2 separate regions of the Homo sapiens genome follow, and region 1 is linked to region 2. The links are chromatin loops, found by intact Hi-C in ENCODE. Cell type or tissue: IMR-90. All regions are shown on one strand. Each heading gives the region's core, and the rest is flanking DNA. Links, peaks and the distances in the headings are about the cores only.

What was found. Hi-C counts contacts between places; a loop is a spot of excess contacts. Peaks named below come from ENCODE experiments on the same cell type or tissue, not always from the same donor. Only the 100,000 strongest peaks of a DNase experiment are listed, where the experiment ranks them.
Region 1: a loop joins it to region 2, with 12 times the contacts of the local background. A loop is called at or near these places in 1 of 110 quality-filtered maps.

Annotation. Positions count from the first base shown.
Region 1 is chr6:3,694,402-3,699,852 of GRCh38, reverse strand. The region is part of intron 1 of LOC100507336 (a long non-coding RNA gene); the gene reads left to right. Among named protein-coding and RNA genes, the nearest start is that of PXDC1, 55 kb to the left of the region's middle. In IMR-90, for the core only: no CTCF peak of the experiment used is centred there; a DNase peak (open chromatin) is centred at 2,052.
Region 2 is chr6:3,338,837-3,344,151 of GRCh38, reverse strand. All of the region lies in intron 3 of SLC22A23 (solute carrier family 22 member 23), which reads left to right. Among named protein-coding and RNA genes, the nearest start is that of PSMG4, 83 kb to the right of the region's middle. RefSeq lists an enhancer at 2,241-2,964. In IMR-90, for the core only: no CTCF peak of the experiment used is centred there; a DNase peak (open chromatin) is centred at 2,491; H3K27me3 peaks cover 657 bases.

The DNA of each region.
Region 1 (5,451 bases), core at 170-5,169, 360 kb before region 2:
CACAGCCCCAATAAGACTGTACCCATTTCAGATGACAGGTACACTTTGGGGGTCCCAGGCCACTTGCACTTCTACCTGACTTGGCTACAAATTCAGGGGTTCCCACAGTCCCCAACTCAGTGTCAACAGTTCACTAGAGTGACTCACAGAAATCAGGAAAGCTCTGTGCTTATAATTACAGTTTTGTTACAAAGGATACTGATGAGGAACAGCCAAATAAAGATGCATAGGATGGGGTGGGGAGGACAGAGCACCCAAGCCCTCTCCATGGAATCCAGGTGCTTCTTCCTCCCAGCACATTACTGTGTTTGTGACCATAGCACCAGCCCAAAGTAGGCCTATTCTGTTGATAACAGGACGCCAAGTCACCTTGTAGGCATAACAGAGTGAAAACTTCAAGTCACATAGGCCAGGCATGCGCAATAGAAAAAGGTTTGACCTTTAACAACACCTGGTACAAGGATTCGTCTCTGGGGAACCAAAAGACTGGGAAATGACTGGAACCTGAATGCTGGAGCTCTTTCAAAAGGGATCTGTTGGCCCAGAAGATCTGGGACTAAAATCCTTACTGTAAATGGTTTGTTTGAAGTTCTCCCATCAGACTCTGCCAAGTCAACATTCCTAAATCCTTTCTCTTGCCCTCCCAACCCTTAGAACTTGCCCCAGATCCCAAATCAGTCAGATAGATATGAACTGCATCTCCTGTCTCCTTGCTGGCTGGTCTTGCAATAAAGCCTTTCTTTTCTCAAAAGCTAGTGCCACAGTATTGGCTTCCCATGTGTGTCAGGCAGCAAGTCCATTTATTCAATACCATCTTCACCAACCAGAAAGTTCCAATGAGCTTTGGTGTCTAGAGTTTTTATTGGTGTTTCATGATGTAAGCATGATAGATTGAATAATTGGCCACATAGTTGAATTCAATCTTGAGGCCTCCATTCCCTGGAGGTTGGGCAGCTGGAAGTGCAACCCTATAATCACATGGTTAGTCTTACTGGTGGCCAGCCCCCATACTGAGGCTATGTAGGGGCCCACTGGGCATCACCTCATTAGCATCACAAAGACATTCGTATCATTCACAAAACTCCAAGGGTTTTTGAAGCTCTGTACCAACTAAGGACAAAGGCTATATATATATATTTTTAAATTATATTACAGTTCTTACAGCACTTTTCATGGCTGAAATACATTGTTTTTGCAGTTAAATATTTAATATGTATTTATCCAATAGACTATAAGCTTCAAGAAGAAAGGGACTTTGTTGTTTTTGCTCCACTGTAACCTTAGCATGTAGCTCAATTCTTGGCAAGTAGTATTTGCTTTGATTGATAGATCTGATTAGAATATTCGAATAATGGGTGTAAGAGTTAAAGAAAGAGAAAAGAAACAGGAAAAGCGGCTCAACAGTCAAAGACAGGTTTATTTTGGAGAATAAACCTGAGAGGGGCATCTGGCTGATTTTGGTCAGGAGCACTCTCTTACAGAGTAGGAGTATTTATTGGTTTTAGGGTGAAAGAGCTTATCACAGGCTTGGAATATTTCTGTGTGGAGAAGTTTATTGTGGGGTTGGAATGTCTCTGGTCGGAGGCGAGGTTATCTTGGGGCTGACGTCTCTCCGGCAGGGGGGAGATTATCTCAGGGCTGGCATGTCTCTGGTCAGGGAGGGGTTTAATCTTAGGGTTGGAATGTTTCTGGTCAGAGGTGTCATTTGTGGTTTATGGTCATGCTGACCTTAGCCATTAGGCTGATGCATTTTGGATTTAGGTGGTTTTTGATCAAGGGTAACTTTAAAATGGTGGTGCTTGTCTAAGATGGCGATGCTCCTGCTCTGTCAGTGGGGAAAATTAAAGACTAGAAAGTTATATTGGGACAGTGTAGAAGGCCTTACATGCTCTATGGCCTTAAATGTTTCCAGCATGTCTCTCACATCATCTCAGTAACTGCTGGGAAGGCACCGCTGGGAAGGTTTGTAGAATCACCTAGGCCTGCCCTGGCTCCATGGAAGCCTCTCTGCAGCATGAGTCTTATGAAGTCTGGGAAAAGGGCATGAGTGGAATGGATGACTCAACATTCAACTGCAGTAGGGGGGTGTGAACTCATTGCTAAATTAAGGGAAAAGGGCCAAAAATACAAAATGTGGTAAGATTTGTCTCTCATGTTTAGCAGTCTGAGAAGGGCTTAAAATATTTTTTTGTTAGAGTGCTGGTGCCTAGTAGACAGGGGGGTAGGAAGACAAGCCCTAGTCCCTACTGAGCATCACTAGACCAGAGAAGGGAAAGAGGAGAGGCTCCGAGGGGAGGAATTCAGGCTCTCTAAAAGAAATTAACACCTGAAAGGCTCAGTTCATATTTCCATCATCCCCTGCTCATGGCCAAGTCAAAGAAAAAACTGATGTCTAGTCATGAAAACAGCAAAGCGTGAAGTGGGAGGATGATGGTGTCCTGTGTGGCAATGGGAGACAGGACAAATTCAGAGCACTCAGTACTTCCCCTCTCTTTCTAGAGCAGAATGTAGGGGTTCTAAGTGTTCAGATACAGGTCTTGATTCTTTATTTTATCTGCTTCTGTGGCCCTGGCTTTGTTGTCTAGAAATAATCAAAGATCATAGGATATTTCATTTGGAAGAAACTTCAAGGCTGTTATTTGTAACTTCACTGAATTGCAAGTTCCCCTCAGGTCCAATCTCTGCATGAAGTGTAATTCAAAGGAACATAAGCCCAGAGGAATAGTGAAGAACTGTGCTGTAGGCTTTTTAAAAAGTGAGGTCCTCATCCAAGGGGTTTGCATAGTGTGCCACCAAATAAGCATCTCAGAACCTTCTCTGGATGTTACTCTCCTCCAAAGTTCCACACCGGGGCTGGGACAGCCCCTGCATCTCTCCCTCTTCCCTTTCCCATGATTTCCCACTGCCTCCCTGCTCTCCTGATTCCCTTCCTGCTTCTCTTCCATCTCACCGTCTATCTCTCCCCTACTGGCGGGGACCTTCAGGGCTCTGCTGCTGGCTCTGTGGTGGAAGCTCCCTGGGGTGTGCAGGCCTTCAATAGCACTGAAAGCTTTTCTCCAAGAAATTCTTATTCATTATTTCTGGTGAGCAAAACTCACCATCTGCGTATTCTCCAGGGCAGCTGTCCCAGTGCTGGGTGTGTGGCAGGTGCTGCCTAAACACTGGCTGGCTGCAAGGAAAGGCTATTTGTTTTTTTTTGCATAAGATTCCATTTCACAATCATCAGAAGCCTGCCTGCATTTCATGGGCCCATGAAATTACTTATTTTATTCCAGAGAAAAAAGACACGCCATTTCTGTGAATTGAGGCTCTCCTTTTGAGTTCTTTGATTGTTTTCTTTTGGGTCCCTCTGTCCATCATGCGGGGAGGGTCCCTATTTTGCTGAGGTTAGAAGGAGCACCAGCTATCTATAGACATTTTTAAAATGTCTATAAATAAAATTTAAAAATTTTTTAAATGTAATATTTAGAGCAAGATTTAAAATATTTGAACACTAAAATAGAAAGTTACCTTACAATCTCTACCTGATCATCTATAATTTAGTAATGACTGATGAGCTGAATCATATTTTCTCAAAGTATCCTTTGGCCCCTTTTCCTTTCCCCAGGCTTGAAGAGCTCTTTCTAATTACTTAGCCTTCAATGTTCCTAAATGTGCTCCTCCCCTTTTGTTTCTCCCCTGGTTCTCTGCTCTCCCACTCCCCACCTGGCCTTTTGGAGACTGGGATTTGCAGAAGCTTCATCATGCATCACATTTTCATGTTCAGTTTTAATGCCTCAAATGAGTCTTTTCAATCCCACAGCTCTTTAACTCATCCTGTATTAATGAGTGCTCTTCTCTTTATAACTCCTCACCATTGTTCCCCAGCTGGAGGAAGGAGCCGTCCCTCTGCCTGCGCAGCTAGCTGCAGGAGAAGCCCACAGCCACTGCATCCTCCCACCAGCAGCCTAAACCCTCATGGTTAGCTTTGGCACTACCAGAAGTTTCCTCACAACCACAAACTCTGCCTCCCTTAAAAAAATGTTTTTGAAATTGATGCATAATAGTAGCATGTATTCATGGGGTAGATGAGGTTTTTTTTTGATACATGCATACAATGTGTAATGGGTAATTGGCATATTCATCACCTCAAACATTTATCATGTTTGTGTTGGGAACATTGGGTGCAAAATACAGTTAGAAGGAATAGGTTCTAGGGTTTGAGAGCACAGTAGGGTGACTATAGGTAACAAGAATTTATAGTACAGTTGACCTTTGGACAACATGGGAGTAGGGGGAGGGCCAACCCCCTCGTGCAGTTGAAAATCTGTGTATAACTTTTGACTTCCCTGAAACTTACCTAGTAATAGCCTACTGTTCACCAGAAGTTTTATTAATAATGTAAATAGTCAGTTAACACATTTCTTCTATGTATTATATACTGTATTCTTACAATAGAGTGAGCTAGAAAAAAGAAAATGTTATTAAGAAAATAAGGGTGGGACACAGTGACTCATGCCTTTAATCCCAACACCTTAGGAAGCTGAGATGGGAGGATCACTTGAGCCCAAGAGTTTGAGGCCAGCCTGGGCAACACAGCAAGACCCCAGTTCTACAAAAAAATGGACTAAATTAGCTGGATGTGGTGGCATGCACCTGTAGTTCTAGCTACTTGAGAGGCTGAGGTGAGAGGATCACTTGAGGCCAGAAGTTTGAGGCTGCAGTGAGCTATGATCACACCACTGCCCTCAAGTCTGGGCAACAGAGTAAGACCCTGCCTCTAAAACAAAGAAAATCATACGGAAGAAAAAATATATTGAATATTTATTAAGAGGAAATGGATTATCAGAAAGGTCTTGACCTTGTCATCTTCACACTGAGTACAATAAGGAGGAGGAGGACAAGGAGGGGTTGGTCTTGCTGTCTCAGGGGTGGCTGAAGTGGAATAACATCTACTTACAAGTGGACCTTCACAATTCAACACTTGTTCAAGGGCCAACTCTATATTTCAAAATAGCTAGGAGTCAAGATTTAGAATGTTCCCAACATAAAACAACCTTTTTAGTTTGAAATAATTTTAGACTTACAGAAAAGTTTTAAAAATATTTCTTAGAATTCCTGTACACCATTCACCCAGACTGCCCTAACATTAATGTCTCTGTACCCAGAGTTCAGGGACCAAAACTATGAAATTAACATTAATACAACACAATACTAAACTATAGTCATTATTCATATTCTCCCAGTTTTCCAGCTAATGCCTTTTTTTTCTGGTCCAGGATCCAATCCAAGATTTCACCTTGCACTTGGTCTTGCCTCCTTGGTCTCCTCCAGCCTTAGATGGCTCTTCAGTCTTTCCTCGTCTCTTATAACCTTGGCGATTTTGCAGAATTGTAGGTTTTTTCCTCTCGATTTGAGTTCATCTTATGGTTTCTCCTCATTAGATGGAGGTTATGCATTTCTGAAAAGAAC
Region 2 (5,315 bases), core at 22-5,021:
AAGGTTTACTTGTACCTAATTTTAATTAATTTAAGTTTAAATAGCCATATGTGACCACTGTATTGGACAATGCAGTTCTGGAAGAAAAAGCCACAGAAACCAAGGCATTCCCCAGTGCTGTCAGAGACTGGACAGTAGATTCTAATTCGTGTACCATTCCCCTTAGCAAAAATCCTCTTAAAATATTTTCTAACTTAGGAATAAGCGAATCGAATCTAAAATTTACTTGAGAAAATATTCTCAATATTTATAGAATGTAAGTTCCTTCTTCTGCCATCCTGTGCCTTCTGTCTTCTTTCCCAAATGAAACATTTTTTCATTGCTTCTTGTGTGTATGTATTTAAGGGCTGCTCTCTGTTCGGCACCAATGTTTGACAGTGATTGGCTCTTCTCTTAAATACAGCCAGCTCCCCAAGGTCATCAGTCAACGTCATTATGTTCAGAAGCAGATAGATGGGCAATTCAAGAGCGACCTAGGGTCTTTCGACATTTGGCCGGCTGCTGAGTATTTAATTACGTCTCGACAAACATGGGAGAGAGCCCTCATTGATAAGCTTAGCTTGTTAAGAGCTGGTCTCATTAATGGTCATGGTGATAAATTGTGCTAGTCTTATTGAAAAAAAGATGTCTAAAACGAGGACATTATGTCTAAATGATGAGGATGTGTGTGTGTGTGTGCGTGTGTGTGTGTATTTGCAGGGGCTGGAGATGTTTCCTTCGTTCTTAAAGGATAAATCTGGTGTTTAAAATCCAAAGATCTGAATTCAAGTCCTAGATACTATAAACCATATGACCTAAGGCCTATTTGGTAACTAACCTCTTGGGGCCTCCCTGTTAAATGGGATTAGCACTTGTTTACGAGGCAAGAGTGTGGTTGGGAATAGATGTGGAAATGCAGTGTCTCTGTTTGCTGCTGAAGTGGTCCAGAATATGCCACTGGCCATAAGGACTGTTGTGAGCTGACAGCATTTGAGAACCAGCAGATGCAGGACGCAGCTTTGTCGGAACTCCCCCATCTACCTAGAAACAGAGCTTTCCCGAAGAATTCAACTGTCATAAATCCCCCTTTAAGGGAGATTTCTCCCAGCAGAGGTGAAGATGAGAAGTTGATGCAGGATGAGAAATTGCATAAACACACCTTACTAAAACAAACCTTCTCTTATATTATTTCCCCCGTGTATTTCTCTGTCATTTCCCACTATTTCTTGTCTCTTGAAATCCTAACCCCTTCCCTGCATTAGGATGGTATATAAAGCCCCAAATTCCAACCTCTTCTCTGAGCCATTTTTTGCACTCTCCTGCCGGTATACATATGTGATTAAACTTTGTCTTTCCTCTTGCCAGCCTGTCTTTTGTCAGTTTAATTCACAGGCCCCAAGCACTGACCCTAGGAGGGTGGAGGAAAAGGTTTTCATCCCCAGCACTAATGTGAAGGTGTTATTTGTACGATGGCAGTTTCAGGCAGATGAGAAATCCCAGCAATTTTGCTGACATTTGACGGCAAAAGCTCCTCAAGGTTTGAATCTCCTGGACCCCCCATCTACTGGCTTCCTGGGCTCCATCTGGAAAGCATCTGTTTCTGGGAATCTGGGCTCAGGGCCCCGGGGGACTCTGATGCTGTGGGTCAAGGAGGCCCCACCTTTGAGAAGCACTGTTTTCAGGGACCTCTGCAGACTGGGAGAGAGAAAGAGGTGTGTGTGTTTCAAAGGAGGTGAGCCGTGAACCCTAGTGGCCTCACTTCCATAGTTTCTGGGGCTGTACTTCATTCTGAATTTCAAATTTTAGTATTCGGTTGCCTAAATGAAGTAAGGTATTCCTTTAAATTTTGTTTTATCTCAATTTGTTGGCCACCCAATGACTTTTTGAAAAAGAGTTATGTTAAGGAGACACATGGCCTTAAAACAGCAAACCACATTGGGCTGGATTTCAAATTGAGGCTTCCATCTTGAAACAAAACGGTAACTGAGAATAAGTTTTCATTTTCACGCAGACACACCTAAAATTTAAACCCATAGTATGTACCTAGAGGAACAAAATGCTAGTTTAGGAGCTGCTGAACCTAAACTAGCAGCTTTCATTAAGAAGAAATCTTAATTAAAGCTTCATTAATCTTTCATTAAGAAGAAAGATTTTCTTCTTAATGCTACTGAACAGATGTCTTCCTCTATCCATGAATCGAAATATAGATAATCACTTGGGCCCTAGGATTTGTTTAGGAAATGAAAGAAGTACAAGAAGACTTAAGTTGTATGATTTTTTTTAAAATCCATTAACTTTTCTTTTAAAGGATTTACAGGTGTGGAAAGGATGGCCCCAGTCTGAAATTTTATTCCCAGCTTGTGTTCAGTTTCCTGCGCTCCCCCGCCCCCACCCCCCTCGCTTGACAGGGAAGCTTCGGTCACAACAGATGACCAATGAATTGTGCGTGTGGTTTCTTCTCTTTTGCTTCTTTTCTTTTCTGCCAACTCTGTCAAAGGCAGCCCAGCGTGAATCAGAAGTGCTGGCTGAACACTTACCCCAGAAGTCTGAGATGGTTTGGTAATCACAGCATTTACATTTGAATGTCATCTAACACCAGAGCAGTGATTAACCAGTGACTACAGAGTCACATCCTAAGTAGAGTAATACTGTGATTTTTTTCTGGGTTTTCATGTTCTGGACCCAAGGAGTTGGAAGAAGAGAGAGAGAGAGAACAAAACCCATCCACCTCAGAGTTTTCTAGTGAGGTCTGACATCTGCCATTCTAAAAAGTTTCAGGTGTGTCCTCTAAACCTCACCTTGAAACAGCCTCTTGCACTGTATAAAAGTTAGGCTTTTGGAACAAAATCTTTTGAAACAACTACAACAAAAAGTATGCTTCAATGGCATAACTTTTTTTTAGCATTTCAATCCTTCATATTTAACATTTTTCCTCTCAGCTTGATCGGAGGGAGGGCTTTCTGAGAAACCCTCTTTCCAATGAATCTCAAAACAGCTTCTGAGGTCATCTGTGACTCGGGCCAGCCTCTCAGCAACCTCTGTGTGAGGATTGTTTCTCTATATTAAATGCTGTATGTTCCGAATGTGTGTCCTTCAGAGCCAGGAGCTCACAGGAGCCATGTGACCCCTGACTTCACAGCAGGCCACCTTCAACCCTGTGAAGGGAGGGGAAGGTGCCATAGCAGGCATTGGTGATGGGAATGCCAAAGGTTATGTGTAACATGAGAGACCGGCCCCTCCTCATTCAACCTGATCCTGAAAGAAGGAGCATAAGCTTGAAGACATGAGTCCTTTAAATATCATTCCTGTAAACTCATATTGCCCTGGTTTCTGTTTTCCCAAATGGTAAATGTATCCTTTCCAGACAGATCCCATCAAAACCCACAAGTACCTAAGGACAGTCTCTCGGTTCTCATGTCTCTAGCACGTCATGCGGCTGCCCTTTTCCCAGTAGCCCCATCTGTTTTCCATAAGGGCCGCACTCTGTCACTTTATAAATTTGCTACGGCAATTGTCTCCTGCTTTTTCACATGGGACCTTGAAAATCGTTTTTGGCCTTTACACAAAGGATCGGTTACAAAGCTCCTCATACTGTGGTTAGAAATCGAGTCACTTTCCAAGTTGCCGTTCTTATGCAAGATGTTCCCAACTTTTGCAAGAATTATCAACTTTTACAAAAGTTCATTTATCTCATGGTTACCTGGAACTAAAGGGGCAATTTGTCATAGACTCTGCTGCGGTTACGTATGGGTCCCCAGGCCAGCCCACAGGGCTGTTTAAATGTGTCCCTGAATTATTATACTAACGTGCTGTTTGAAGGCCCTAGAGAGAATGTGACCGGCGGGCGTTTTACCTTATATCATCACTTTCTTTGACTCTGACAAACATTTCTTCCAGATAGTACCTCTTGCCATTCATAAGAGAGTCATAAGCATGTTAAGCCTCTTGCTCAATGTCATTCGTATAGCTGGTACTTGGAAAATGGAAATGCCAACCAATTTCAAAGCCCCTGCCCTTACCATTCCCTTCTCCAGGCCATCCCTCCTGGATAATACCGCTTTTGTGGGAGCGCTCTCTGGGCTAGGAAGCACCTCCCCTGTGGGGAGAGGAGAGGAGGGAAGCTGTATTCTCATGGACACATTTTTAATTTCATATGTTTACATAAGGAGGCTCAGATGTTCCTCAGCCATTATTGTTACAGGAAAGGGGCCCTGATCCAGACCCCAAGAGAGGATTCCTGGATCTCACCCAAGAAAGAGTTCGGGGCCAGTCCGCAGTGCAAAGTAAAAGCAAATTTATTAAGAAAGTAAAGGAATAAAAGAATGGCTACTCCATAGACAGAGCAGCCGCAAAAGCTGCTGGTTGCCCTTTTTTATGGTTATTTTTTGATGATATGCTAAACAAGGGGTGGATTATTCATGCCTCCCCTTTATAGACCACATAGGGTAACTTCCTGACGTTGCCATGGCATCTGTAAACCGTCATGGCGCTGCTGGGAGTGTAGCAGTGAGGACGACCAGAGGTCACTCTTGTGGCCATCTTGGGTTAGGTGTGTTTTGGCCGGCTCCTTTACTGCAACCTGTTTTATCAGTAAGGTCTTTATGACCTGCCTTTTGTGCCGACCTCCTGTCTCATCCTGTGACTTAGAATGCCTTAACCATCTGGGAATGCAGCCCAGTAGGTTTCAGCCTCATTTTACCCAGCTCCTGTTTAAGATGGAGTTGTTCTGGCTCACATGCCTCTGACATTATGAATTGGAAAGTGGAGGCTGTCACCCCAGGAGGGACAGGACCAGGGCTTGGGAACTCAGCTGCACCTGGGGAATGAACAGAAAACAAAAAGCTTTGTAACAAAGCTTGACAAAGTCTTTGAAGACAGATCACCATCTGTCTTCATCTAAGGCCTGTGTGCCTGGTGGTGGATTATCAGATTGGGGGTGGGGGAAAGCACACTGTTTTAATTTTTATTAAAGTTGGAAGAGGAGTTTTAAAGGATACGAAATCCTGATTGGTAGGAGGCTGACATGGATTTCAGCTGCAATGGCAATAATAGCCACAGAGCTATTGCATCACTTAAGAAATGACTGGCTCCTCCCTCCCCTCGACCCTGCTCTTCCCTCTGCAGCTCTGTGCTCTCCACACACACATCCTCTCTTCATCTGGCACCTCCACCAAATTGCTCAGGCTTCAGTCTTGGGGTTACTTTCTCCGTTGGGGCTTCCTGGGTACCTCCTTTGGACCTCTCTTGCTCCATGTTCCCCATCTGGTCAGTGTTGATGGAATAGTGGTTCTAGACTAGAAGGAGCTAATGTTCTCAGACAAGAGCAAGAAACCCCA